Linked DNA regions of Mus musculus: regions 2, 3, 4, 5 and 6 are each linked to region 1. The links are chromatin loops, found by intact Hi-C in ENCODE. Cell type or tissue: heart. All regions are shown on one strand.

Evidence for each region. A loop is a pair of places that touch in the nucleus more often than their neighbours do. Peaks named below come from ENCODE experiments on the same cell type or tissue, not always from the same donor. Only the 100,000 strongest peaks of a DNase experiment are listed, where the experiment ranks them.
Region 2: a loop joins it to region 1, with 2.4 times the contacts of the local background. A loop is called at or near these places in 6 of 42 quality-filtered maps.
Region 3: it touches region 1 in a loop (6-fold over the local background); 8 of 42 quality-filtered maps call a loop at or near these places.
Region 4: it touches region 1 in a loop (6-fold over the local background); 3 of 42 quality-filtered maps call a loop at or near these places.
Region 5: a loop joins it to region 1, with 5 times the contacts of the local background. A loop is called at or near these places in 25 of 42 quality-filtered maps.
Region 6: a loop joins it to region 1, with 6 times the contacts of the local background. A loop is called at or near these places in 11 of 42 quality-filtered maps.

The regions. Positions count from the first base shown.
Region 1 is chr16:51,312,845-51,317,844 of GRCm38, reverse strand. No RefSeq gene overlaps it. Among named protein-coding and RNA genes, the nearest start is that of Gm32431, 260 kb to the right of the region's middle. In heart, a CTCF peak has its summit at 2,105 (motif pointing left); no DNase peak of the experiment used is centred here; H3K27ac peaks cover 496 bases.
Region 2 is chr16:52,029,372-52,034,371 of GRCm38, reverse strand. It overlaps Cblb (Casitas B-lineage lymphoma b), which reads right to left and starts at 2,823. Exons shown (of 18, transcript NM_001033238.1): 1 at 2,687-2,823; 2 at 1,182-1,363. The coding sequence starts at 1,349. In heart, a CTCF peak has its summit at 2,308; DNase peaks (open chromatin) are centred at 1,241, 2,361, 2,861 and 3,161; H3K4me3 peaks cover 2,902 bases; H3K27ac peaks cover 2,541 bases.
Region 3 is chr16:53,264,307-53,269,306 of GRCm38, reverse strand. No RefSeq gene overlaps it. Among named protein-coding and RNA genes, the nearest start is that of Gm25723, 320 kb to the right of the region's middle. In heart, a CTCF peak has its summit at 2,991 (motif pointing right); no DNase peak of the experiment used is centred here.
Region 4 is chr16:52,309,381-52,314,380 of GRCm38, reverse strand. It overlaps Alcam (activated leukocyte cell adhesion molecule), which reads left to right. Exons shown (of 16, transcript NM_009655.3): 2 at 4,469-4,569. Among named protein-coding and RNA genes, the nearest start is that of Gm32597, 20 kb to the left of the region's middle. In heart, a CTCF peak has its summit at 3,119 (motif pointing left); no DNase peak of the experiment used is centred here; H3K4me3 peaks cover 242 bases.
Region 5 is chr16:52,179,314-52,184,313 of GRCm38, reverse strand. Cblb (Casitas B-lineage lymphoma b) reads right to left here. Exons shown (of 18, transcript NM_001033238.1): 14 at 956-1,102. Among named protein-coding and RNA genes, the nearest start is that of Gm23513, 77 kb to the right of the region's middle. In heart, a CTCF peak has its summit at 2,044; no DNase peak of the experiment used is centred here.
Region 6 is chr16:50,839,904-50,844,903 of GRCm38, reverse strand. No RefSeq gene overlaps it. Among named protein-coding and RNA genes, the nearest start is that of 1700116B05Rik, 59 kb to the right of the region's middle. In heart, a CTCF peak has its summit at 3,000 (motif pointing left); a DNase peak (open chromatin) is centred at 3,013.

The DNA.
Region 1 (5,000 bases):
TGTCTCTGACTGTAGCTTGTCCTTCCTGTGGGCCTTTAAGCCTGTGTCAGCACTCCTGGCAAGACCAACTCTCTCCTGGACAGTGTTTGGGTATCGAGGGCTGTGGAATAACCTTAGCTCCTGCGTGCAGATGGAGTATGGAAGGATCGTGTCTCAGCTGTTCCACTGTTCCTGTGCCCTGTGCACTGCTGGCTCATCCCACTTTGGACAATTATTGGAGAGAAAGCAGAGATCTCACGTCTGATCACAGGAGTGCTCTCACTCCTGGGAGACCAGCTCTCTCCTGGAGGGCCTGTGTACAGAGGGTTGTGGAATTGCCTTAGCTCCCAGGTGCAGATGGAGACAGGAAAGCAGTAAATACTTAATAACTCAAAATTTTAATACTATTTGATTCTATCAAGCCATTCTTCAGTTATTAATTTGTTTGCAAGTAGATATAGGTACAGTTACAGATATAGATAGATATAGATAACCAGCTTTATTATATATACATATGTATAGCTTTAACATATAAATCTTTATATGTGTGTGTGTGTGTGTGTATATATATATATATATATATATATATATATATATATATACATACATTTCTAAATTTCTATTATGTAAGCTGCTACATCCTTCTTTCCAGGTTAGGAGATGTGTACAAACAGTTATAAACATTCCTGTCATTGAACAGCCACTATCTCCTGAAGCTGACAGGAAAAGGCCTGAAGTCAGCAAGTAATCTAGTCATCTGGGTAGGAGTAGAAACCAGATAGCAAAAGGAATGACTTCAGGTCAAAGGAGGCTTATTGGGCTTAGGAGAAACTAATTTAGAAGAGAGCAAGAAGGTGGCATGGGATTCAGGAGGAGACAAACCTGGAGGCAGCGCTGCCGTGAGTAGTTATTATCTCCCACAAGCACTCAGCCTAGCACGGCTGTGTGTCTGCTAAATATGGCTGTGTGTCTGTCTAATCTGCAGCTCGCCTTTGCTTTACTAGTGACAGCTGAGAGCATGTGGTACAGATCAGGCAGGTTTGCAAGGCTACTGTGACTCATTTTCTTTAAGGGGTCACAAAAGCAAAAAGTACAACTGACCTTGTCCACTATTAGGCAGTGTTCCCTGAAGTACAGGAGACAGTCATCACTCTTGGCTCCATGAAGATAGAATCAACAGCTTCATTTGGGTGGCAGGAAAACCTGATTGAAGATTAAATGAGTAAAAGAAAAAAATTTTAAGTAGTCTTCCTTCCTTTAAACTAATGCTAAGCTTTAGGGAAGTGTGAAACACATTTTTAAAAACAACCGATGATGAAAAAAACATACACGCAAAGTAGATTGTACTATGACCTCTGGTTAGTGTTGCTTCAGCTATCTTAGTCACACCTCATGGAATTACTGTCAGTGCTTTTAATTGGTAGCTTCTTTGGTTTCAAGCCTTCACAGCAAACATTGGAGCTTCTTTCCATTTCCTTCTGTGGGTTCTGCCTTTGCTGTTAATTTCGCCCTCCTCTGTCAAAGCTTCAGAGCACACATTATACACATAATTAGGGCTTCTTCTCTAATATTTTGAACTTTGCTGATGAAGGTCTTGGGTATTTGTTCTGCCCTTGTGTTATAACTTCTTTTTATCCCACCTCGTTAAATCTAAATGAATAGAGCCCGATTAGTTTCTTCTAGTAGCCTACATACACGTGTTTTTGATCATTAAAAACCCTGTCCTTCTACAGAAGCTCCCGCCCCCCCCCCAAAAAAAAGAAAGAAAGAAAGAAAGAAAAATAAAATAAGAGTCAACAGGAAAAACTGTACATACAAATGTGGTGTTTAATCACCTATCTCTTCTTTAACAAATTTCAGCCCGAATCTGCTGTAACACAGTAATAACTTTGAACTCAGTACAACTTCAGGATGGGAATAGTATTAACCTAAAAAGGTAGACAATAGACACTTCTCTCCTTCTGGGTGCTACAGAGACTATATTTTAACCATTCTCTGCTTAAACGCAATCTTTTGAACATTTGGTTGTTACTCCATCCTGCCCATTCAAAGGTAAAAAGTTGCTGGCAACACTGAATTTTTAATAAAAGTCTAAGAGTAGCGTTGAATAAATCACGAGTGCCCCCTAGTGTATGGAAAAAGCAACATCTAAGTACCGTTGGAGTTTGCTGATTCTGTTGCTAGAATCATTTGTTATAAAGAAATGTGATTTTCTCCAATATATCTGGGGAACCAGAGAGCTTCTGGTTTCCTCGTCAGTTTGGAGGAAAACAAAATACTACATCTTTCAAGTGATATTTTAGGCATGCTATAGTTGTAAATAGTACAATTTAATGAAACTATCGAGGGACATGAGAATAAGAAGTATGATTTTTTAAAACCTCCTCCTCCTTCTCTTCTTCCTCCTCCTCTTTCTCCTCCCTATATATAAGCAAGTGTAATATAGATGCAAGTGCATTCTCTGTATCTGGGCCTGTGTGTGTGTGTGTGTGTGTGTGTGTGTGTGTGTGTGTGTGTGTAATTGTCTTGAAATAAACGTGAATGTGAACTGTTTTCATTAATGGAATGATTAATTCAATCGCTAAACATCTATGGATCTATTCTTTTTGTCCGGAAGCATAAATAAATAGGCAAAACCATCAGCTTGAGAACACTCTGACAGTGGAAGCTGGTCCTGTCCAAGCTGAATGGAGGCTGTTAACAGTACATCTTTAAAGGTAAAACATCTTTCCTGATGTCCCAGAGACCTAAGGGAAGGGTATTTCTACTCTGCACGAGCATCCTCAGCATTTACCTTTGTACTCAGGTCTGCCATCAGGGATCGTACAGATTCCCTGAGAGTCATCACCACTTGGATCAGCAATGGCAAATAGACCTCAGAGTGTAAGTTACAAGGACCACAGTGACATGAATCAAATGTCATAGTGAAGGATTGTTAAACTCATGAGAAAACAGGAAAATCTGGTTTTTGTTTTGTTTTGTTTTTTTGACAAACAATGATAACAGTCAGCGATGATATGATATGAAACAGGAAGTTGTTTATAGAGGGCAGGTGACAAAGAGGGAGACTGAATTGATGTACAGAGTGATTTTCTGGAACTCTCTCCCAAACTAAAATAGAGGTGTTTAGGGAAGTGTTTCCCAAGGAATGGAAAATATCAACTCCAGGTGACCTAAAAGCAGAGGTCACCATACTCATAGGCAATTTATAGCTAGAGGTGGCAGTGGAAGTATCTAGTATGTTTTGACTTCTAGCTACCTTTGGTAAGTGAGCCCTTTATGCACTTTCACATAACATATTATAACCATGTCACCAGCTGTTTCTGTTTCAGAAAACTTGAATATTCTTTCCCAAATGTTTCACTCTTCATCATCACAATTTTCCTTAGAGTGTTTTTTTCTTTCTTGGGCCACTGTTTCCTAGGCTGGTACTGTAGTTCATCTGTGAGAATTATGAATCGATCATAGCATAGCCCATAGAGGAAAGCCGCTTCAACTTCAGTAGATCTGGACAGACGAATCAGTCAATCTCCCTGAATCTCGTGTGTTAACGGGGAAAACTGAATGTATTGCACACATTTATGAAACCATTCAAGAGGAAAATCAATAAAAGTTGTCCAATTATTATGATATACAATGAATTCTGTAGTATTCTTTTATATTTCCATAACAAATTTTGGTGAGGACCTATCTAAAACATTTTGTCTCGTTAATCTTTTCTGGCTAATGATTTGAAAAGCAGACCTTAAGGTATGACATAGACTATAGAGATTTAGGGGATATAAGGCAATCGGAGTACCTAAGCATACTTGGCATTTCTGACAAGCTATTGGCTCTAGCGTTTGATTAGTCTAAATTCAGTCTAAGAACAGCCTCATCCCCAGGGGTAGAAGATGCTTTCCCATTCTTCAGATTAGCATCCTCAACAATTAAAAGATACAACAAAACAACACAGAACAAATACAACCTTGTTACCTTGTTAGTACCCATTTTCTAAAGAACCAAGTGCTGGAAGTTTCTAGTACTTTATAGGAGGTTATTATGGAAGGAAAAATTAGCGTGTGGCTCCAATATTTCAGCAGTAACAAAAATGTTTAGAGAACAAATATGCTTCATATTTTTTTTGTGAACATAGTATTAGGCTATCCCCCCTCTTCCCTCCACAGTATCATGGTGACCAACTGCACAGAAATTTTTGTTTGAGAATGTTTTTGTTTGAGAATGGTGTGCACGCAATGTTGAAAGAGAGGGTATCACAATTCACAAACAATGCTGAATAAAGTCCTTTTCTCCAAAGTACAAATTTATTTGTGTATGTGGTGGAAGCTTATACGTTTTAAAAGTGGTTCTCAAGAAGGCCAAGTAGACACTAACCTCACCTAGTGGCTAAACCGCTTTCTTTTCCATTGATTTCTCTTGTAATTTCTAAATTCATAAAAAAGTAAAGATTAAGCAATAACATTCAAAAACACTGGAGGCGTAACTGCAGCTAACTGAGGAAGAAACATTGTAACAGCAATAATAATAGATGAAAATTGGTCCTCGTGATAATGACCAGTGAGTGCCCATGCAGACGTTTGCCAGCCAGATACTGGGTTTCCTATAGTTCAGGGCAGAAACACACAGCCTGTAACCCTTGATGACAATAATACTTCCTGCTATGTCGCACATTCAGCTTCAGATCTGCATAGCTCTGAGTAAGAAAGAAACAAGAGGGACAGTATGGGTTACAGTTAACTACAAACCTCGGGAGCAGTTTTTGCATTGTCACCCACCCAGCACCCACAAATTGGTTTAATTCCATACACACCACTCTCAGGCTGAATAGTCCACCATATCTCTCATTTTCCAGTCCCAGTGGAGTGTTTTTCTGCCCTTTCCTAGAAAGTGTTAGCTCTTCTGTCTACCTAGTATTTCAGATTCCAATAAGATAAGTGCTATTTAAGAGTGACTGCAGTGGCTCTTAAAGATATGTCTAATACTAATTACTGACATGGGCTTCAAATCTCCTGAGGGACAGC
Region 2 (5,000 bases), 720 kb before region 1:
TCCAATGGCAGGGCCATGGTTTAGTTATCTTACCTACAATCTCCATAAGAATACATGAAAATAAAGCCCATAGTGTCACCTCCCAGAATTGTTACTTCTTCTCAGTGGCTTCTTTGTAGCCAATTTTGTCTTTGGTAGCAAACCAAAGCCAAGGTAAATGACACCAAATGATGTCAACACGCCTTTGTTCATCATTCAAAAGGAGCATCTTTGTCAATGTCTCAAACTCAGCAAAGCATAGCCCAACTTCTTCTCAACATCATAAAGTTATGAATGTGTGCCGAGAAGGACACCAACACATCTGTGTCCCAAGCCTCCTCAGACAGCTAGCTTTTCCAGCAGGGCCCTGGGAGGTATGCACACTGCCCTTATAACTGGACTGAGAACTGCCATCCAGTTTGGTTTCTTCCTGTGAAACTAGAGCTCATCTAAAAGCAACAAAAAAAAAAAAAAAAAAAAAAAAACCACAGAAGTTTCTGACACTCTCAGCCCCACACAGCCTCCAGCATACATTTTCCTTTCACAATAAACAACGCACAACCAAAAAGGTTCCCTGTTTCAAAATGGAATCATAGATGAAAGAAACTGTACCGATGTCCTGAACAGTAAAGACTATATATATATATATATATATATATACATACATATATATGTATACATATATATGTATATATGTATATATTTTCTTAATAAAGATGAGTTTACAGGGATAAAAATCAAACTCTTCAATACTGAATCCTCCCTGGAGTTCTGGTTCTTTCCCCAGTAAAGGTTTCAACATCACCCATGTGCTTGTCCTAAGTGTGCTCCAGCAGAGCCTATTGTTCACTTGTTAGCCTTATATTATCTAGTAGCAAGGCAACTCCACATAAGACTAAGCAAACTTCCAAACCATACTATACACCCAGCAAAAGTAGCCAATGGTATAAACTGCATATTGGAGTAATACCCAGGGGCTCTGGAACTTGAAAAGCAAGATAATAAGTTAGAAAGAGTAATAAAAAAATAAAAGTCTTTCCTCTGAATTCAACTTTTGCAAACACAGAGTTGAAGAAAAATGGCCCAACCTAAATACAAAGCTCATCACCATAATAGTGATTATTAGCCATACATATAAATAAAACCCGAAGAAATCGCATTCAGGGTGCTGAGGGCCGTGTACACACACTGACTGAACTCACCACTTTGTCCATGAGTTTCCAAGTCTTCTCCACAGTCCTGCGGTCAGCTGCAGCTTGCTTTGGGGGTCCGACTGCATCCTGAATAGCATCAATAATCCCCAAAATGCGACCTTTGCGGGGGTTTCCTCCTCGACCACCAGGATTTCTGCCATTCATAGAATTTGCCATCTGGAATCTTAGTCCTTTTTGCAAGATAGAATTTCAAGAGAGGAAAAGTTAGCTGGATATGAAAGTATTTCCCCAACAGGAACCTGAACTGAACAGGCTCACTTGTACCCATTAATGATATTCTCCGCTGTCTCTGTGACAAAGCCCAGGGTCCCAGATTCAACTTTTTAGTAACCCTGAGTAAGGGCATCCTCCAAGTTAGGAGCCATGACACAAGATTTGCTCTTACAATACTAAAAGTTAAAGATGCATCCTCTGCCCGTGTTCTATGAAGCTACAGCTCAACATCATCAACAAAACAACTTTTAACAGGTAAGAACACAATGTCGTCCCCCCCCCCCCTTCTGCTGTAATCCAGATTCGAAATACTAGAGCTGCAACTCCTAAAATTCACGTTGGGAGCCTCACTTCAGTAGCCTCCTTCACGCTGTTTGATTTCGCCAAGTTATTACATAAATGCAAAGTACTCCACACACGCAAAAGGGACACGTCTCTTGTCAACAAAGGCGGAGGACTTGGATACCCCCCCCGCGCGCCCCGCGCGCGCGCGTCCCCTCTCCATTCCCCCAACACCCCCCCCCCCCGCAAAAGCCAGCAGCTGCGGACACACAAATAGTTCTTTAAAGCAGTGAGGTGAGTAGTTTTTCCCTAGAGCCAAATAAACAAACCAACAAGCAACCCCTTCTTAAAAAGCGGTGAGAACCCGGCAAGGGCGGGCACGCACCGCGGAGTTCACTTCTCCGGTGGTCCCTCTTCTGCCTACCCGGTATCAAGTGGTCCAAAGCTTTGTTTCAGAACGTCTGTACCCTTTCCAGGCTCGGGCCTCTAGCCCGCCACTCAGGGGTCTGGGAAAGAGACGAGGAACTCAGCAAAGATAAAGTAGCCCTAGACCCCGTCCTGGCTTCCCAATCCCACAGCCTGCCCGATCTAGCGCCAGTAGCACGCACCTCCCACCGGCGGCGATCAGCCAGAGTCCGCTCCCTCCCGGGCCCCGGGCCAGCCAGGGACTGCTGTTTAAATCCCCACTTGGCTCAGGCCCGCAGCGGCGACAGCAGCTGGAAGCTAGGGCTGTCCCCTCTCCCTGATGGCCCGCGCCCAGCTGCAGGGCCCCCGAGCCAGCAAGAGACGTCCAACCCCGGGATGACCCATTCCTTCCTCTACTCGGGTCACCGCGGCCGTCCCGAGCCACGCGTGATCGCGGGTCCCACTCCACACACACACGCTGCCCTGGCTGGGGTGGCTCGGGTGGGGACTCTGTGGAATCGCCCTAGGAGAGCGCTCCGGGGAAGGAGCCACCGAGATCTAGGAACACCGAGACGCGGGGACGCGGCAATTACCGTGCAAAAAGCTCCACGCCCGCCCGGCAGTCCCGCGCCACACTCGGGAGGCCGCCGCAGCGCCCGCCGGAGGAGGAGACCACTCACTGGCCACCCCACCCCTGAGCCATCCCCGGAGACCAAGGCGTGGGGCGGAGCTAAGGCGGAGCCTTGAGTCTTCGAACCAATCCTGAGAGGCTGCTTTCTGCCAGACAGCGGGCGGAGCCAATGGGCGGGACGAGACGCTCCTCCCGCGCTACCCCCCAGTCCACGTCCTCCACGGTACACAATGGCCCCAGAGGAAGGCCCACTCCACTGCGTCCCACTTGGAGAAGAACTCGTTGGGAAATGGACCTAGGCTAGCCTGGAACAAAAGTGGAACGAGGAAAGGAACTGAAAAAGTAGCAGCAAGGCGCCGGGGAGCTAACCAATGAGGGGTGCGCAGGTGGGCGTGAGCGCCCCGAGCGGGAGTCTAAGCCAACTGGGGCTAAAAGGCGGGACTTCCTGCCTCACTCACCTTCCTAGTCTTTGTTTCATAGCAACAGAGTAGAGGCTGCCAGGGTGGTGCTGCTTTTCAGCTCTGGGCGGGTCCCAGGCTTAAGAAATTCATCTCCCTAGGGCTGCCAAACTGCTACCCAGGAGAGCAGCCAAATAGGTCCAAGACCATGTTTCTTGTTGACTGTCAAATAAAGAGCAGCAGTCCCATAGCTCCTAAGATGAAGGTTACCCTCACATAGAGTAGGCTAGGAGTAAAACCCGAGTGCCAACTAAAACTTCCTAAATTTCTGAAATGTTTCCCTTTTACTATTAGTTCTAGAAGGATTCCAGATCAAACATCAGGCTGATGAGAAAGCAAATACTTGACAACTCTCAGCTAAATAGTCTCTGTAAATCGTCCCAGGACAGTAAAAACTCCACACAATGGGGATTACTAATCTGTTTGACACCTTTATATTCCAAACAAGTTTTCCCCTGGATTCCAGTAAAGAACTCTGCTGTTGGATTTTTGCCAGAGTCACTTTTCTTCTATGTAGATGAATCTTCATTTTAATGACAACCCTGTTTCTGCCATCCTCTTCCAGTGTTCGTCTCTTTCTGGGCTCCGTCCTTGATAGCCGTGTAAAAGAAAACAGTCTGGTAACGCTTACAGTGAAATGCCAGGGCCCTTCTGTCATCAGAATCACACATTAGACAAGTTCCATGATTCTCTCTATTTGGTTCACCATGCTCGTACCATTTGCCCCAGGTTTACATACCTGGGAGTGATTTCCTCTGTCATTGGTAGTATGGATACACCTCACACCTTGAGCTCCTGGGTGTAATACTTTGCACTTTTTAAAAATGTCATACGTGCATACATGCATAAGCATACATATGTACATACATACATACATACATATAAGCATTTTCTAACCAACTATCCTGATAAATGTGTCTCAGTGGTTCTGCCAATCCCTAATAAGTATTTTAGTGCTACAATTATTACTGTGAAGGCTCCTGAGTGGTCATAGAATGTCCTGCAATCCTAAATTCAGATTGTTATGATTTTCATGTAATGGAAACAACCAAAATGTGACCCTTTAGGCAATCAGGCAGTAAAGTACAAGTCTGGAAGTAATATTTTCTTTCATTATTTCTGTACTAATAATTAAAAAGTAGTTTCTTGTTTTATATATGTAGATGGTGCAGGCTTCTCCATAGCCCCTCCATATCTCCCTTATTGCTTGTAACAGTAGCTATGGTTGCTAAGTGGAGACAGTATTTAAAAAGAACTCTGTGGTTACATCCTCTATGTGTATAAAATGCACCTTTAAAGTCAATTCCAAAAGAAACTGGCACTATGTGTAGAAGATTTTGCTATGCCCAACCTTATACTGTATAATTAAATGTGTTGCTTATCTTCATATTTGAATAAATGTAAAATGGAACAAAATACATATACAATACAGTTCCTTTTGAACTGCAGTTTGCTGAAGGCAATGACACTAAAAAAATAGAATGGCCTGCGGAGCAAAGTGCATCATGGAGATACAGTGACAAGCCTCATTATGTTCTGCTCCTCTGCTCTGGCTGGGACACAGGTATAACAAATATCTCTGGGGCTGCCAAACTTTTCTAACCAAAGCAACTAAAAACTGGTCTAAGATAGTGTTTATGTAGGCTGACAAAAATAAAAATCTGTTAGTTGAGGTTCTCTAAAGGAGCAGAAGTGATAAGATATATGTGTGTGTGTGTGTGTGTGTGTGTGTGTGTGTGTGTGTGTGTGTGTATTATAATATATAACACAACATACATATATGTAAAAGGCTATTTATTAGACTGACTCACATTATGT
Region 3 (5,000 bases), 2.0 Mb before region 1:
TATATTTAGAGAATCCTGGAAAATATATAGTTCAAACAAGATTCGACTGTAGATAATACATGATTCCAGCTGCTGTAGGAATAAGAGCCTCTTCTTGCTGACAGGTATTCACGTGTCTCAGCCTGCTTACAGTCTCACAGTTCCTTACAGTCTTTACCAGGATTCTATTAAAGTCTCCCCCTCCCCCCCCCCACACACACAAATGCTTTGTTTTGAGACAAGCTCGGTATTTAGGCACTGATAAGTGGATATTATCCAAAAGGTACAGAATAGCCATGACCTCACAGAACTTAAAGAGTTAAACAAGAAGGAAGGAACAAGTGAGGATGCTTAAATCTCAGTTAAAAGGAGGAAACAAAAGAATTATGGAAGGCAGAGGGAGAGAGGGATCTAAGTTAGAGAGGGGAGGTGGATGGGAAAGGGGTGGGGGCTGGATCAGGTATTCGAGAGATAGGAGAGAGTCCCAGAGGACCAGGAATGAATAGAAATGTGCAGCTGCCAGGGATGGGGGCTGGAAGTGGAGGAAACCTCTAGAAATTCCCTGAGACCTGGGGGGGAGGGGGAGGCTCCCAGGACTGAATGTGTGTGATCTTACCTGAAATACCTAACATTTGAGATATAAAACCTGAAGAGACTACCTCCAGTAGTCAGGCACAACCCCCAGTAGAGGGATAGGGACTCCAAACCACATACAAAACCTTTGGCCCCAAATTGCTCCTGTTTAAAAGAAATGCAGGGACAAAAATGAAGCAAAGACTGAAGGATTGCTAGACCATGGAAGCAGCATACCCAAGTTGGAGGCAACTTTTCAGAGGTGAAGAGGAGGGGGAGAGGTGGAAGAACTCTGTGTGGAGGCGCAGGGAGGGGGGGGGGCAGTGGGCAACATTCTGGGATGTGGATGAATGAATAAATGAATGAAAATTTTTCCAAGGCTTACCCAGACTTTTTTTTTAAAGGACGCTAATAAATACATCTCTCTAGACTTTGCAATGTAGGCTACTCTATGTGTCTTAAGGTAGAGTTACTAACATCAATTCTTTCTAAAAAAGTACTTTAGCAAAGAAATATGAAATATAGTATGCTACAATGGGCATTTAGTAGAACATAACTATGTCTACTAAATGCTATCCAATGTCAGATTTTAAGCTGAAGAAATGAAGAGATAATTTAGATAAATATAGCCTTTAAGTATAGGAAGGGATTGGGTTACAGTTTGATCTTTGTCATGCACTGGCCATGAATTTGTGGTTAATTCTAAAATGACTAAAGGACCATAGCTGACTTATGAACTTAGTTTCTTTAAAAGATAGTTATACCAGACGTGGAAAAGGCTCAACTTAATAATTCTTAACTCTCAGGATCTATCTTTCTCAACTTCACAAAAATTATTCATGGTAAAAATAAGAATTTAAAAGACATGGTTTTAGAGTTCCAAATATGTCATATAGGTCCTCATTTCTAAATTTACTAAGATAAACTAGTTCATATGCTTTATACTGTCTGACATTATTGATTCTGTGATCAGTGAAAATATTTATCATATTATAATTATTAATGTATATTGTGTCATCTGATAATATTCTTTGCATTCTAGAAAATATGATATACAATACAAAATATATCACAGTGCTTATAGAATTTGGACATGTTTTATTGCAGAATGAATTCCATCCTCTCCTCATCATTTATTGATAACCTTTTTTTCTAATACCACAGAATTTGACTTTTTGTGAACAGGGACAATAAGGCGATAAGATAAAAGAAACTTAGTAAAGAAACTGATGTATTCTGGTATTTTGCTAGTTGTCAATATATAGAGAGAAAGACATCGGAGGGATGTGCACACAGAATAAAGACTAGATGAGAACCCAGCAAGAAGCTATTTAGAAGTTAAGAAGGTCAGCCTCAGAAGATACCAAAATTATAACAACTTCATCTTGGGCTGTTGGCTTCTAGAACTGTTGGAATCACACTTTGGAAATTTAAGTCATTCGGCCTCTGCCATTGTCTGAGTGGAGACCCAAGAACTTATGCACAGACAGAATAACATTAAAAAATAATCAACTCAGAAACAAACTTTAAATTAATAATTTTGAACTATTCTTATAACACCCATGATCTTGAAGTTCTTAATATCAGGGCAAGGGAAAGGAGTTATAAAATACAATGATAAAACATTATAGAAGGCAGCGTATGCGCGCGCACACACACACACACACACACACCATTTGCTTTCTTACATAACTTCACTACCTGATTAAATAGTGCCGATTTTATTGGGCTAAATCTACAGATGAATATAATCCCTTTATATGTTTTATTTATATTGTTCATATGTGTGTTGAGAGCAATGCAATCTTTAGTAAGTTCCTTCTTATACATGTTTATACTTAGGTATTATTCACCTATTCATTCAACTAACATGCCTATAGGGTTTTCTATGGCCATAGAAATGTTCAGAGACACACTCATATTTTTATGGCTCTAAATAATATGCATAAAATTCATCATTTTGGAGTTAAGATTTTATCTTTGTCTGGAAAACTATTGTTTTTATTTAATTTTTTTCTCCAAGGTGATGTTTCAATATTATGCATTCCTGATGATTCAAAATAAAAATAAATAAATAAAGTAAAAAAAAAAGCAAGAGGTAATTAACGTTTAAGTCATTATTTTGTATAATCATCATTTTATTGAATACAACGAAGGAAAACCCATTGTTATTTATGAACAAACAAGATTTTTTTAAAAGTAAAACATCAGAGAAGAAAGGACCTGAAAAATAAGTTAGTTCCATGTAATTAAATAAAATAATGGTCTCGAAGGCTGTACATCATTAATGGAAATGAATAAGATAATATATATGTAATTTGTACCATTATGTCATATACATGTTAGAGAAAGAACTGGATTATATTTCCAAAAGTAGTATTTACAAAGTCTTCCAGCAGTTGCAGTCATGCATCATGGCTGCTATATTGGAGGCTGCCAGTAGGTGGCAATACGATTCATAAAGACATTTATGGAGACAAAACCATATGCAAGAAGGGAAAAATAAGATAAAACGATTAAAAAAGCTTCCCCTTGTTTTAATTTAAAGATCTTCCTAAACATGAAGTGGCAAACCCAATACTATTTTTCTTTTTGATGAGATGGAAAAATGTCTGAACAAAGAAGGAAAAATTATGAAAAGTATATGTAGTTTTCAAAACAAATATCTTAATAGATATTATTGACTATATCAAATAAATCAAATTGACTTTTTATAGTTCAGGCAATAACTTCTAATCTTTAAGTCAGCAGCCAAAGATAAACATTATATTCATTTTAAAATATATTGGTGGTAATTACTCACCTACATAGAGGTAATTAATCTATCATTGTATTGTTTTGGGAGCAGAGCAATTAACAAAAATTAATAAAACTCTTAGGAAGTAGCCAAAATACATGTAAGATATCAAATATAATGGGAACACAAGTACACATATAAACCCTATGGTAACTAACATAATTGATTTCTTATCATTATGAAAATGGACAAGGCAAATAGAAAGGAGAAGAAACTATGGAAAATGACATTGTTAGGTACATGGCTACCAAAACAATTAGAAGAGGCAAGGACTCAACAAAATACATAATCCACATTAAAATGACAGCTTTGTTCCTGGGTAATTTATTATATAATAACATTGAATAGTACATATCACAATAATTCATTGTGTCACTATAATATAAAATTCTAGCATCAGTAAAGTCTATAATGGTGAATATACTTTTGTTCAATGTTTCATAAAAATATTAACAACATTTTAAATATTTGAGAATATATATATGGATTTGAAGAAGTTGAGATACAATATTTGAAATACAATTTGAAGAATGAATATTTAGCATGAAACGAATAGATTCTTGGTATTGTGACTATGTTCTTTAATTGGCCCAAGTTTAACCTCCTTTTACCTATCAAAGTACAATTAACTTTTAATCTAAGCAAATGTCCTACCAAACTTATTCAAACTTCTCTTATATAATATGGTTGAATATCTAGAGATTTTCTTGTGATTAAAGATGCCAAATATAGAATCCTGACTTGTAAAGTTCTAGTATTTAAACATATTTTCTTTGTTGTGAATTGTGAACAAAATGTTAGTAATTTGCATGCATGAAAATGAAAGTTTCCGACTATGACTGTAATGATATTTCTAATGCTTCTCAACAATTTCTTTAATTAATTTTGTAGATTAAAGAGTTGCTTGAAATCTAGCTTTATTATTATGCAAAAATTTTAAGATTAAAATTAGATATTGATGAAATTCTACAAAATAACTAGGCAACATACTTCATAGTTCAAATAAGTACGGGAATTTCTAGAGTTTTGTTTTTCCTGGCTTCACAGATATCCTGTTGTTTAACTGAAATATTGAGAAAACTAAGAGCAGAGAAGAATTGTATGGGTTTGATAGTCATAGTGAGACTAGGCCGGGGCCTAGCAAACACAGAAGTGGATGCTCACAGTCAGCTATTGGATGGATCACAGGGCCCCCAATGGAGGAGCTAGAGAAAGTATCCAAGGAGCTAAAGAGATCTGCACCCCTGTAGGTGCAACATTATGAACTAACCAGTACCTTGGAGCTCTTGTCTCTAGCTGCATATGTATCAAAAGATGGCCTAGTCGGACATCACTGGAAAGAGAGGCCCATTGGACAGGCAAACTTTATATGCCCCAGTACAGGGGAATGCCAGGGCCAAAAAGTGGGAGTGGGTGGGTAGGAGAGTGGGGGAGGTGTGGGGGACTTTTGTGATAGCATTGGAAATATAATTGAGGAAAATACTTAATAAAAAAAACAACATAATCACATATGGTTGAAAATGTAAAACCTATTTCTCCATAGTAAAATAGAACTGTTGTAAACATAATGACTACATTCATTTGATGCAAGAGACTATTGGTATATATATTCGTGAAAAAATTTTGAGAAAAATGTTGAGAATGACATTTC
Region 4 (5,000 bases), 1.0 Mb before region 1:
AAGAAGAAACTGGGTACCATGGCTCATATGAGTGTTTGTAGTATCAGCACCAGGAAGGTAGGAATAGATGTATCTCTTGTGCTTCCTGACCATACCTGTTTAGTTTTAGTCCCCTGTGAGATAGTGGCATCGTAAAATGATCAGTGGCACCTGAAGAAAGACACTTGAAATTGTCCTTTATCCTTCAGATATACACATCCATTCGCACAGAGATACAACTGCAGGCACAAATAACATATACACACACGTGGATATGGATGCTCATATACATATTGTGCACATCCACAGTCTACTATGTTATGTTGTAAGTTCAGCATCTTAATGAAATATCTGACAGACAGTTTGTATTTTTAATAGTGCCAAATAATCTGTAGAGCACAAAATTCAATAATTTAGTTAATGACTATTACAGGAAGGAAACTGCGGGAGAATTCTAGTAAGCCAAACTCAATTTTCAGATCTGGTAGTTTAAAGATAAAAGGCTTTTTCTTCTATGAAAGGTGCAAACAGAATCACTCAGGGTGATGGGTTTTTCCCTGTCTTGCTGCCCCTTCTGGACATCTCTAGGCGTTAGGACGCTAATTCATTATCAAATCACCACGGTCTCTATAGTTACTGTATCTCTAGGAGGTTAAACACCTTAGCTCTCCCGCCGAGGCACACCCTGCATCTTTCACACAGATGAAACAGGAAGTCATACGACCTTAGTAGAAGCAAGTTGATGGCTGTAGCCAACTAGAAAATTGATCCCAACATAAGCATTATTATGGCTCATCACATGATCCAATGTACTTATCCTTTTCTGAGTCTGTGGAACAGAGATTCTGTCTCTGACTGTTTGTCTTTCTCTGTTGTCCCTGATTCTGTCATGTGTCTTATTTCCTTTGAATTTCTTCTTTCATTAGAGTCCTGCCCTAGCTGAATTCAATTTGGCATTGTCACTATAAGATGTGACCCCTGAGTTGTCAAAACAGTTGAAGTGTCAACACTTTGCTTTGTGGTCTCACGAGATGCATCATCTGTAAATCAGAGAGCAGAAATAGTTCTTAAACTTGCGGGAGATGGAAGAGAGGCTTCCATGAACTACCATGAAATGTATTTGTTTTCATGTTTTGGTTTTTTTTTCTCCTCAAGACAATAGATAACAACAACAACAACAACAACAACAAAAAATCCATGTTCTCAGCCCATGCAAAATATAATGCTTTTAGAATATGGTGAAGCAATAAGAATACCTCAAAGTTCCATTGCTATAAGTTATTTCTAATTTCCAAATATATTAGATAAGTAAAATGAAAAGGATGTCACCACATTCAAATGATAAACCATTTTACTAAATTTCTTTTTTTTTCCATTTTTTATTAGGTATTTAGCTCATTTACATTTCCAATGCTATTTACTAAATTTCTTAAGTATCAGAATATGGAGTTTAAAAATGCTTGTTGTTTTCTCTGCCACTATTGTGCTCTGATCATGGTAATAATACAAGATATACTTCAGATTCATGCAACTTTAAAATCTGACATAAAATCTGGCATATGTATAGAACATTAATCTTCCATGAGGGTAGAAGAGAAGAATAGTATCTGGGAAGATCAGTGATCAACATTTTGGGAAAGGCCTTTGCTTGCTTACCTTATGAAGGATGGACATCAAGGGATCCTGAGCTCTCTGCAAACTGCATTGCTTGGTCTACCTTGGAATCAGCACCAATTGTCAAAAGAAGGTGTTCTATAAAAACGTGAGCCAATTATCAGGGTGCAACCTGTCACAGATGAAGGTGAAATGCCAATCCACCATCACATGCAAGTGCTTTACTGTAAAAGGTGAGATCACACGTCACCTGTGGCTTTGTTGATCTTCATTATCAATGCTTAGCCACAAATTAAAATACATGCTAAAATTACCACATGCAGGAACCTGATAGAGAAAACCAGAGCTGTGTCCTATTAGAACAGCCTATTCAAGGTTAATATGCCTGTTAGGGATCACACATATAAAAGTCCAGTATTTGGGAGTCAAAGGTGTTGGAAGACACCAAGAGACCAAGGCTCACTGAATCAACTAAGCAGGGGTCACATGGGCCCATGGAGATGAAGCAGCAGGTACGGGGCCTGTGTGAGTTTGCACCAGGTCCTCTGCATGCGTGTTATGGGTGTTTGCTTGGTGGTTTTTTGTGGGACCTCTAACAGTGGAAGCCGGCATACGTCTTTTGCATGCTGTTTGGACTCTTCTGCTCCTATTGACCTGCCTTGTTCAGCCTTGAGATGAGGGCGCTCATCTTGTCTTATTGTATCTTATTTTGTCCAGTTTGGCTGTCGTTTTGGAGGTTTGTTCTTTTCTGAAAAAGAAAAGGAAGGAGAGTGGATCTGGGGGAGGTTGGGGAGGTAGGAGGAATGGAGGGATGGGTAACTGTAATTGGGATGTATTGTATGAAAGAAAAATCTATTTTCAATTTTTTTAAAAAATTATAAAATAGCAAAGAAAGTCCAGTATTAGAGTTGGTGTGCTCATTTGCCTGTATGCCTGAAGCCCTGGGTTTAATCCTCAGCATTGCAAAATATATGAAATAAAAACTAGAGTAAAATACTATTTATTCTTTTATGATCCTCTGATATCCGATGGTTTAATGTCAAAGGGAGTAATAATCTGAGCATGAGGAAAACAAAATTATGGGAAAGTTTTAAGGTTATTTTAACAGATCCTGGGTATACGGTGAACAATTGTATGTATTTTTTCATTTTCAAATACAAAATGGAAATACAGTCTCGTTGCTTCTGCATACTATCCTGTATCTTTACAGTGGTAAAAAGTTCTTGAACAGTTTGTGCTACCCAGTGGCTCCTTCTATTCTTGTTCACAGAGACGTATTTAGAGAGGAAGTAGCCTCTTGAGCATTTGAATTTTAGAATAGGAATTGTGTCACCTCCCTTCCTTAATAACATTAGTGATTTCTATCCCGGTGTAAAGCTCTTATGTATACCGTACAGTGAATGGGTAACCGGGAAAGGTACCGTCTATTCACCCACGGGTGCTCCAGTTCAGAAAGTCCCAAGATGGTTTTATTTATTGTGTGTTGCGGGCTGCCTTAGCTTTGCCCTTGAGCACCACCTGCTGGACGAAATAACCTCTGCTTATGCTTTCCCCCTGCAGATTAGAATAGCCCCTTCATGCTCTCTACCACCTAGGGTATTCCTTACTGGATATCCACCCACGAGCTTCGTAAACCTTAAAGAGCTCTGTAAACCTGAGAAGTTGAGGTGTCTGAGATGTTTCCTTGCTACTATTGGCAATGCAAGTATCAAAGTAGATTTTTTTTTCTTTTTAGTGAGCACATATGAGTTTTGCGTATTTAGAGAGTAGGATGTGATGTGTGTCTACAGGTATACATGCTATGATCTGATGGAATCAGGATAAAGGGCAGTTCTGTTGCTTCATATGGATTCATATTTGTAAGCGGCTCTCATCCAGTTCCTTGTAAAGCATATGGCACACCGCTGGGCTCCTCAGGACTGGATGTTACCCCTCTTATCGGTTGCTTGTTTGTTTTGATCTGTTTATTTTAATCATCCTTCTACCCATCCCTCTTCCTCTTTCTAGGTTATGTAATTACTAATGCATTTTCACACTGACCTTGAAGGAAGACCGTAAAGAGTTTGTTTTTTTCTGTCCGTAAAGTCTTAAAGTTTTTCAAAACTCCAGGATTATAAATAGATACAAAAAATATTTTACGTTCCTAGTCAAAATTATTCTTTTCACATTGTAATTTTTTATTACTTAGCTCATTAAAGGATGAAATGACCCGTTTCTTTTTTTGTGTACCAGACTAACAAACAACATTTTAAATTAGATTGATGCCCTAATGCAGCAGCTAACCACTTTGTGAATAATTCCTTGTGAGAACAGAATTTTTGTACTATAATTTTAGCATATTAATGTTTTATGAAAAGTTAAAATTTAGTAGGAATTTTGTCTATAAAATCAGCTACTTGAGCCAGGCGTGGTGGCACACGCCTTTAATCCCAGCACTCAGGAGGCAGAGGCAGGCAGATTTCTGAGTTCAAGGCCAGCCTGGTCTACAAAGTGAGTTCCAGGGCAGCCAGGGCTACACAGAGAAACCCTGTCTCAAAAAAACAGAAGAAAAAAGAAAAAAAATCAGCTACTTGAATACTAGCATTTCTCCATCTAGATAAAGTTGAAATTTGTTCTAACTTGAGCTATTTTTTTTTAAATCTTGTCACTTAATATTAATTTTCTAAGAGGTAAATTTGATAATCCGTTCCATGAAAATGTATTTCAAGCTATTTTGAGATCTTTGAACATGTTATTTCTGGCACAGCTTCATGTTTCTGTGAAATATATTCCTAGTAAGTACAGTGAAGAACATAATCAGCTTGTAAATTCTCCTGTATTCCTCTGCTATCGCTTCAGGACAATATTCAACATCTCTTTCCCCTTTTGCCCAAAGGCCTTGGATGGTACACTGTCAACTCAGCATATGGAGACACCATTGTCATGCCTTGCCGTCTCGATGTACCTCAGAACCTCATGTTTGGCAAATGGAAATATGTAAGTGTGAGCCTTCTGGGGCTTGGTGAATTGCCTCCAGCTTTTAAAATTCTCTCTCTCTCTTCTCTCTCTCTCTCTCTCTCTCTCTCTCTCTCTCTCTCTCTCTCTCTCTGAGAGTATGTAACACTGACATAATAGTAATATATTTATCTGTGCATACTTATATAGAAAAATGTAATATGTTGAATATGTCAATAAAATTCATGCTTATATAACTAATGCTATTTTAAATGCATCTAATAATTCAACAGTTATAGAAGGATCTGCTTTGTCTGAACCATCTGTCCGTAAGTGTTAGAGGCACAGGGAAAGGCAAAGTTCTGGAATCCTATCAAGAGAGTGTAGAGCACAGTTCTACAGAGATCATTTTCTCTTCACTAGTTTCTGAGTGATGCAGTTACTGCAAAGGCTAGATAGATCTAGCTATCTAG
Region 5 (5,000 bases), 870 kb before region 1:
TGGATGACTGATGGCCTTGCAGTCTCCTATCTGTCAGTCATCAGGAGGCCCCAGGCAGCTCAGCCACTAACAGTGTCTGAACAGAGCTGAGCAACTTGGAGCCAAGCACAGCTCCAGGAATACTATGCAAGAAGAATGCAGGCCAGAAAATAAGTTCAGAAAATAAAGCTAATAGATTGACATGTCAGTAAGATGCAAATTATATAAATGTTACTGTAACTGTATTAAGTTTCATGCATGCAAAGCCATGATTTTGCTTAGAGACAAACATATTTCAAAACATGTAAGCCATTATCAATAATTCTTATAAAAGTCAATGTGACTGGCACTTTGAAGACCAATAATGCTCCTATTATAATGAGGGGAAAAAGAAAAAGAAAACACAGCAAAATAAAACAACAAAACCCAGTGATCTTTGTATTCTTAGCTCATGCAAGAGAAGGTATTTGCTCAAAAAAGAAGTTAACAGAAGTAACGTTAAGGCTTCCCCCCCATTGTATTATGATTTCAGTAGAAGTATATTACATATCAAGAAGGAAAATGAATATAAATTATTCTAGCCTTCACATTATGAAGAAAAATTCTTAAGCAGGTTGACCTAGTACCTTAATATTAGTTTCTAAGCACTAATATTTCTTCATGATATATATGCTTGGACCTTTTGAAATTCATTAAAATATCTTAGGGGAAATGCATGAATTAATCATCATTATATGTAACGTATAGCTCCTTTTTATTAGATTGTAATTTGGCCTTTTGTGGGGGTGGGGAAGAAGGCAACAAAATCTTTTATGTGGAAGCAATGAAGGAAATATATAGGAACTACAGGCTAGGCAAGGAACAGGATTTTTAACCAATCACATACTATTGAACCGCATAGAAACAACCCCCACGTTTGACAGCATGACGATGCTTATGCCGATGCAGGATGATACAGAGATGCTCATCTTCTTACCGAACAGGAGCTTTGACATTATGGCAATGAGATGGTTGTGAATTCAGGGACACAGGATGGGATGAAGGAATCTTGTATTCATCGTCATCATCTTCTACCGTGTCTCTAGTTTTCTCTGAGAGACAATTTGCTAATGGACCAGTACACCTACCAAGAGGGAAAAGAAAATCCAATCTGGTTTAAGCATCATAAATACCAGAGCAGGAAGGTCTGATGTGACATAGAACAATGAAGAAACTGCTTTGTCACTGGAAGTTTTCAACTGTAAACTGTTCTTACATCCAATAGAAATGGAAGGCCTTGAAATGTTAAGATAAGATATTCATACCTGTGGTTTTTAAGGGTGAACTAAGAAAAAAATGAAAATTACGAAAATGAAAGGGTTTTATAAATAAAGCTTTAACATAAGATGTGTACAATTATTCAAGTCCAAGCTATTAAAATGTTAATTGCTCCCTCCCATGTACTGGAAATCAGCAAAAGTGATAAGGATACACTGAAATCAACTGGAAACAAGAGGTTCTTTAAAGGTTCAAACTGGTCTATGGCTAATACCCATAGTTTTAAAAAAGCCATACATGAGAGAAATTTAACTATCTTGTCAACTTATAACTGTAGTGCTAGAGTTCCTCCCACTGCAACAATTAAGAACGAAACGTGTCCACAATTAGAAGCCGATCATGACAGAAATAAATCTTTGAGATGGATTGTTTTTGTAACTCATGATACCTAAGTGTAATACCTAACTGCAACGAATAAAACACTTAGCGGGATACCGTGGTGGATTTGAGCATTTTACTTGATCATTTGGGAAAATATATAAAATAAAATTGAAAAGTACTCTACTTCCTGTGTGGGTTTTAATTTAACCTTTGCTACTGCCCAAGACAACAGTCCAAAAAAAAAAATGTTAAAATGCAACTTGGCCAACAGGTAGAAAGACAGCTAGTTTGCAAGACACTAGAAAAACTCGGATCCAAGCCACTTTAATTATTATAAACTTCACGGAAAATGTTCCCCCCCCCCCAAAAAAAAAAAAAAAACACAAAACAGTGTAATGTTCCAGCACATTCGGCAGAGGGAGCAGGAGCCCTCTGGTACGTGAGGCAGTCGATGCCTATGTGGCTTTTTGTCTTTTTTCTTTTTCCATTTTCATTTCTTCTCACCACAAAGTTTCATTTTCATTTTGTATTCTTCTCTCCGAGAGCTGAGTGTCCCTGTCTGAACTTCTTGGGACTAAAACATTTTTTCAGATTATTTTTTCCCCTCAAATTTTGGAACAGTTGCAGACTTTACCAGTCGTATCCCTCATGTAATCCTCAAAAAAGCTTTGGATTTTGGAGAACTTTCTATAATGATTTCACTTTTGGGTCAGTGTGGCTGAACACCCGTTATAATAGAAAAAAATGTCAGAGGTGTTTTGTATGTGTGTGTGTGTGTGTGTGTGTGTGTGTGTGTGTGTGTGTGTGTGTGTGCATGTATGTGTGTGCTCATATTTAAAGTTTCAACTGTATTCAGAGATCACGGAAAACCTTCCCTTGGGAGTTTTCAAAAGCTTATACTTTTAGTTTGTCTTTGAAGAAGTTTTCAGTATTGATTTTTAAAGCTCTGTTTGTTAAGAGATACTTCAGGATCCAAATGTCAGTTAATGGTAACCTGAAGCTTTGTTGTAGTAGCAGAGGGGTCTCTACACAGCCCAGAACACAGGCTATGAAATTCATAAACAAACAATAGTGTTATAGTCACTCTAGTTGAATCCTAGAAGACACACCTTGCAACTAAAGGTGACAAAAGTAAAGATGTTTCAAAATGATGACTTGATGGTGTTTTAATATGGTTAGGATAGAAATAACTGTATTTTCTTGCAAACACTAAATTCTTGGAGACAGACATCAATCTCACCAACCTCTGCAAAGACCAGGACGTCTCTATAGGCAGAGGAAGTGGGCCCTGCATGTTCCCATCCTCATCCTGCTCTGCTTCCAGTCTCAGTGAACACCATCTCTATACATACCACTTAAGTAAATACTTCAGAGACAAAAGGGACCTTTGACTTAATATTCAATAACTACATCAAGAGGTGGAAGTTCAAATCTGTCTTACAGGTTACTTCAATAATTTAATGATTTCCAAGAAGCACTTCACTCTGAAGGAAGAATACTTGTTTTTAATTTGCATAACATATAGTATGTATTGGGATGTGTGTGCTCATGCCAAGGTATGGATGGAGGTCAAGGACAACTTGTGGCAATCAGTTCTTACTCTCTCCTATCTTGCCGTTCCCAGGGATTCAACTCAGGTGATCAGACCTTGTAGCAAGAAACCATCTTGTCAGTGCAAGAAATAAACAATTAAAAAAAAAAACAAACAAACCACACCTGTTGTGGTTAGCTCTGGATGCTACCCTTCATTGACAGAAGATCTTGCCTGGCTAAATACCACTCACTCTTTTGTTAGTCAGAGAGCATCTGATGTAAATATGAAAGGCAATAATTATCTATCATTTTATCAAAAACTAAGGGTTCAGTTTTAGAAGCTACTAGTTAGACATTTTATTAGGTTGAATGGATCTTGGTGAGTTATAACTAGAAGTTAAGAAAGCTATGTGCCATTTGTATTGAAATATAAAAAATACATCCTGGTATTTTTTTTAAAGATTTATTTATTGATTATATTTAAGTACACTGCAGCCATCTTCAGACACTCCAGAAGAGGGAGTCAGATCTCGTTACGGATGGTTGTGAGCCACCATGTGGTTGCTGGGATTTGAACTCTGGACCTTTGGAAGAGCAGTCGGGTGCTCTTACCCACTGAGCCATCTCACCAGCCCATCCTGGTATTTTCTACTTATCATTTTAATAAAGTCTTGTAAGAAAGTTCACTATTTTCTCTTAGGTTAATGTTTTAATATTTATTAAAATTTTATCATAAAGAACTTGTAAATAAAAAAGTCAGAGAGATCAAGCTGACCCAAAGTCTATGCATTGTATCCAAACTTTTGTATAGCCTATGAGTCAACAGGTGTCAGCATAACTAGACACAGAGTCACTGTCTGTGTGTATGTTATCTAGATGGTGGACTTAGGGACATGGAGACTCAGTCAGTCACTGGTATATCTTAAGGGAAAGATATTATTTTCATTGTGTTCCTCCAGGGTCCCGGAGGAACAAAGTAGGACAGCTATCTGGCTGGCTCCAAAGGAAAGATACCAAGCCATTTGCATCCATTTACACACATTTACACTGTTATATGACTCCACATTCCTGCTACCTCTTCCATTCTGCTGCTGTTCCTGAGTCATAGCACAGGAGGTACATTTTTCCAGGTTGCAAAACCATTATCCCCTTAACTTGAAACTCATCTGAGCCTTCCTATCCTCATGGTGACTCACTGGCTTGAGTGTGCAGGCACATTCGCCATGTTGAGAAAGAGGTCTATTTCCATCACGGTGATACTTTCTGAGGCCACCTTTCAAAGCTGAAGGTTCACAAACATATTCCTCCCAAGAACTGCCTACTCCCAGAATAACCACAGGGCAGACTGACTGCACATGCCATTACCATTTACTTTGATAATGGACCTCAAATATCACCCTCTTCAAGTGGTTTTCATTCCTAATTGGAGCAACCCTTGACACACCAACTTTTCTCCGAAAACAAAAAGCAGACCCCTTCATATTTCAGTGTCTATAAAAATCCCCATGAAACTGGCAACAAATTCAGTAATTTTCTTTGACCTTTTCGGTTATATGTATTTAGCATATGTCCTTCTATTGATGTGTTTCCTATACTGTTATTTTACTGTTTTTGTCTACAATTGCAACATGTTTAAGGGAAGACCTTGAGGCCATCAAGGATTACCCTACTTTGCACGTAACTGAGCACTTACAAGCTTTTAAATAAAAATAATGAGGGGGTATTAGCAAGGAAAATCACCATGCCGATAAAAAAGGAGAGAGAGCAACAATTTTCAGAACCTTTCATGGACAGAAAAGCATTTTAAATAATATGCCATTTTACTTGCTTCCCATATCAGAAGATCTCTG
Region 6 (5,000 bases), 470 kb after region 1:
CTGGAGCGCCACAATCTATCTGCTGTATCTGTAACCACCGAAGCGATGAAATTAGGAGACAGGCTCTGGAGAGGGAAGAAGCTGTCATGAGGGTAGGTTCGTGGATTGGAAGTGGTGCCCTTATTCCTCAGCCTTTCCCTATTATGTGTGGCCACAAAAGAAAGTCAACCACAGGAGCAGCCTGGTCACAGAACCCCAGCTTCCAGACATGTAAGAAACAATGTTCTGTCATTTATATGATAGATGGAATGTGTATCATATTTTTGCAAAGTAGCCCAAATGGAGGCACAACAATGCAAAACTTTCCCATGTTATTTCATTGTTCTTGAAATCAGTACCCAAATCCTTGAATCCAAGACCTTCAAATTACTGTAAAATATGGCCCAGGCTCCACAGTTACTTTTGCATGCCACTCTGACTAATTACCATCTATCAAATATTCCAGGATATTCTAGAGTTTAAGGCACACACACTAAAGGAGAACACAATGATAAGATTGGCTTTAAAGAGAGTGGGAAGAGAGAATCAACACTTCTAAAAGGGAATTCAAGGACTGGCCTTTAAACAGAGCAGCTTAGGAGTCTACTGACTTTGCATAAGAATTCGGTAGAGAATGGAGATCCCACCATGATACCATAAAGGTTAATGGGAGATGAAAAACTAGATGTTCTTTATGGTGACTAGACTTCATCATAGATAGTTTTATTAGCACTTAAATTAGTTTAGAATGGTCACTCTTTGCCAGGCACTGTGTTAAACACTTTAAAAGCTCTGTCTGAAAAAAAATTTTTTTAAATGAATAAATAAAAATAACACCATTTGGTAAGAAAACTGAAATCTGGATAGCTTCAGGGATGTATCCAAAGACACAACAAGGTCTGGTCCCTGGAAGGTTTAATGTTAACTTCCACAGCAAAGGGAACTTTGTAGGTGTGACTGGGTGAAGGATCTTGAAGAGATGCTAACTCACATTATTTAAGTGGATCCTAAATGTAGTCAAATTGTCCCAAGAGGTGGGCAGAGGGAACTGTGACATGGAAGGCAGATGATGCTGTGCTCTCATCAAGAAAGACCTTTCGGGATGCTACAGTGCTGGCTTTGAAGGGAGAGGAGGGGAGCAAAAGGATGCCAGGAAGAAGGCTCTGGACCTCGGTCCCACAAAGAATGAAGTCCTCCAGGAATGTATAGAGCAACGGTTCTCAACCTTCTTAATGCCGCGATCCTCTAATACCCTATGTTGTGGTGACCCCAGCCATAAAATCATTTCGTTGCCACTTCATAACTGCAATTTTACTATTGTTACGCATCTTAATGTAAGTATCTGTGTTCTCTGATGGTCTTAGGAGACCCCTGTGGAAAGGTCATTCAACCGCCCAAAGAAGTTGTGACCCACAGGTTGTGAACTGATGCTGTAGAGGGAGCATGGCCCTGAAACTGGGAAAGGTCGGGGACGGGTTCTTCACACTTCTGACCACCCCAGCTACAGCGAATTGGAAGCATGTGCTGTCCAAAGCTGCATGGCTGGCAGCCATTTGCTATGAGTGACTGGAGAGGAGTAGAGAAGTGACCATGCGTCTCTCTAACGTGATTGCCGCACATCTGGGAAACAGAACAGGGAGTCAGGCAGAAAGGGGGGGACTAGAAAGGGAACTGAAGGACGGAGAAGGAAAGCAAAGAAAATTTAAAAACGGGTGGGAAAGGAGATGGAGAAAAAGGAGGAAGTAGTAAACGATCCCCGAAGTCTCAAGATGTACGGCAGCTTTGCTGTGGAACCTCTCATCCCCACGTGAGTCAGAGAAAGTTGGCATGAGCCCTTAGTGGATGCTGGCACTCGGCTAGAGTTCCGGGGCTCTGTAGCTCTAAATCCTGAGGTGTGACAGCTGAGGAGAGAGCAGATTGATGTAGTCCTAGTTCTGAGGTCAGCTGGCTCTGGCACTGTTGGACACAAATGTTAAGTGGTTATATATGAGGCTCAAATATATATATATATGAATGGCTTAACTTACTTTATACCACCCATTCAATTACAGCCTTAATTTGATTTTAAAATATGTTTTTGTATTTGCATATGTGCACACGTGTGTGCATGCATGTGGCACAGTATGAGATATCAGAGGACGACTGGCAGGAGTTAATGCCTCCTCTACGTCATGGACTCCAGGAGTAGTTCAGATTCTGAGATATCGCAGTAAGGGCCTCTACCCAAGGATTCATCTCACTGGCCCCCGATTCTGTTTTTAATATATATTGTATACGATATTTTAATTTTGATGTAATACTCTTGCCATTCCTTATTACCGATTATGATTTGTAGTCTAGTATGTTCACTTAAATCTTATAACTATGTTTCAAGAAACACTTACTTATAAATGCATTTTTATTGTTTTAATTTTATGTAAATCACCAAAAACTTCACTCTATACTTGCATCCAATGGTTAATCAGGGAAAACATAAATTAAACAGGAAAACAAGTGAGTGTGTCTAGCATCTTAACAACATGACATGCATAGCAACATTTGTCCTCGGGCTGGAGCATGAATCTCAGAGTCTATTGCTGGTTAAAGTTAGCGTTACAACATTTTCCCTAAAGAAATTAGAAACGACATTTTGAAGTTCTCTGGGGCTTGGAAGAGAGACCGTGAGAAACATTTGGAGTCCACATATAGCACACAGAGTACAGTGATTTTCTAAATTTTCTAAGACACGACCCTCATTATACCGCTGAAAAGCGATATTGCGAGGGACAATTAAGAATGTGAGGATAAAAGCTGGGCTGCTTTAGTGCCATGAGAAGACATTTAATTCAGTCGCTTCTGCTCAAAATCAGAAAGGGAAATAGCAACCAAATACCACAACATACGGAGTCTCTGTTTTTCGATAAAAATGCCAGGTGAAAAGGTCTTATTCAAATCCACACAGTATTATCCACCTCTCCTGAAGTTGGTTTTCCCCTTGGCACAAAAGGCACAGCCCTGCTTCTCTAACACAAAGCCCTGAGTAACAGCGCCATCTAGTGGATTTTTGTGACATAGGCAACAGCACTGCCTGCCAAAACCAGCCGTGTTTGCCCAGCCACTGGTACTAGCACCTGGGAAAAAAGTCTTCCGCACAGAGGAGGCTGTAACTGAATCCCAAGATCGCTGGTTGTTGTTGTTGTTGTTGTTGTTGTTGTTGTTGTTGTTGTTGTTGTTGTTGTTGTTGTTGTTGTTGTTGTTGTTGTGTTTTTTGTTTGTTTGGTTTGTTTTTTGTTTTTTTAATTGAAAAGATGACAATATTGATGTCACTTTTTGTAAGTATCATCAATCTTACCACAATGGATTATAATGCTTCTTGGACAGGACAAAGCTCACTGTTTCCATATGCCAACCTAAAAGCTCGATCCAAAAACCATTAAATTTCACAATATTGTCCCTTATATTGCTGTACAATTTCTACTGTCTTCAGAAAAGCCACCCCAGACCACTCAAGCAGTTCAAACTAGGGCACCGAGTCCTTTGTGTCGTATCTACCGACTACCGGTACCTGGCCCCTGCACCTCGGGTGGCGGCAGCAGCATCCCTTTTTCCTGTTGCCAGGTCAGGAATCTCTTGGCAGCTGCCTCTTCCACCGCTGCCCTCCTCCCGCTCCATCAAGAAATTTAATTCCAAGCTGGCAGGCAGAAGGTCAGAAATCTTTGAAAGCCTCCGTGTCTACCACCTCCACTCAGGTCTCGCCTCTGCACAGACTGTCAAATGCCAGCTGATTTCCCTCCCCGTTCCGTAGTGCCCCGTGTCTCCAATGTCCAGGTTGTCACCTGAATCTTGCCCTCACATCTGCTTCCTCCCTGTCCTTCCACAGCAGGGCTGTCCTTCATTTGTATAGTCCTGCTTCAGCTGTCCCCAAAGGCTCGGCATGCCTTGTCACCCATCCAGGAATCAGCATTCTCTCCGGAGTTGTGGACTCAGCTTCGCCTGTGTCACAGGCATCCAGCGACCAGAGCTGTCGTGGAACTCTGGGGAATCAGAGCTACAGGGCACCTGCAGTCTGCACGATCATATCTTGGGAAAAGTGGGCCTTGTTAAAGCCAAGGACTCCGGGGTAACATGACAAAAAAAGACAGAGGACAAACATCAAACCCAAGCTGAATCGGTGACAGTTTTCTGTCTTTTATAAGTTTTAAAATGGCATGTTCAGGGAAAATTTAGAACAGCTCTTCAAAACAGCTTTCCCATATCTTCATGATTTTTTTTGTGTGTGTGGCCACTCTAAAAGAGACTTTTAAACATACATGAGGTAAGGATCTTACACCATTTTTAGGAGTCTATATCAATGTTCAGGTGTGAAGATAGAGATTGCATAGAAATTATATTCTCTTGTACAAAACTGCTGTAACCCCCCCCTCCCCCCATCATCTAGCCTCCGGTATAGCAGGGTCAGAGCTATCTCACAAAGGAACAATATGAAATGGGGAAGCTTTGAAAATAGATAAGAGGACAACTATTAGCTATAACACAAATAAAGACCAGGCAAAAGCTGGAGAAGGAAGCAAGACTCCAGAACTCTGGAAACCATAAAGCTAAATGAATGAAACCCTAGCAAGGAAAAGCAAGCTTGTAGAAACGTCTCTGAAATGCTCCTTAGGGAAATACTTCCTTCTTTATTGCTGTGTTATGTTAACAGTATTCTAAGACAATATTTAATGCAGATATGTGAAGGGTATTTATTTTTGCCTCGCTATTTAGCATATGATACCAAACAGAAGCCAAATGATTAAGTTGGTTTTCCCCTAATAAACAATCATAGTCTATGTTTCTGCTCCCCAATGCAGTGTTGCATATTGCACCTATGCCAATTTTTTTTTAAATATAAAACGTAATGGCAAGTGCATGTGACAGGATTTTCCCTGTCCAATCACACTAAAATATTCGTGCAGCAGGAGGCTTGTGGCTGGGTTCCAGAGAGAAAGGTACGGCAGCAAAGCGTGGGTTTGCCTGACGGTCACCACAAAGGCAGTGCGGGC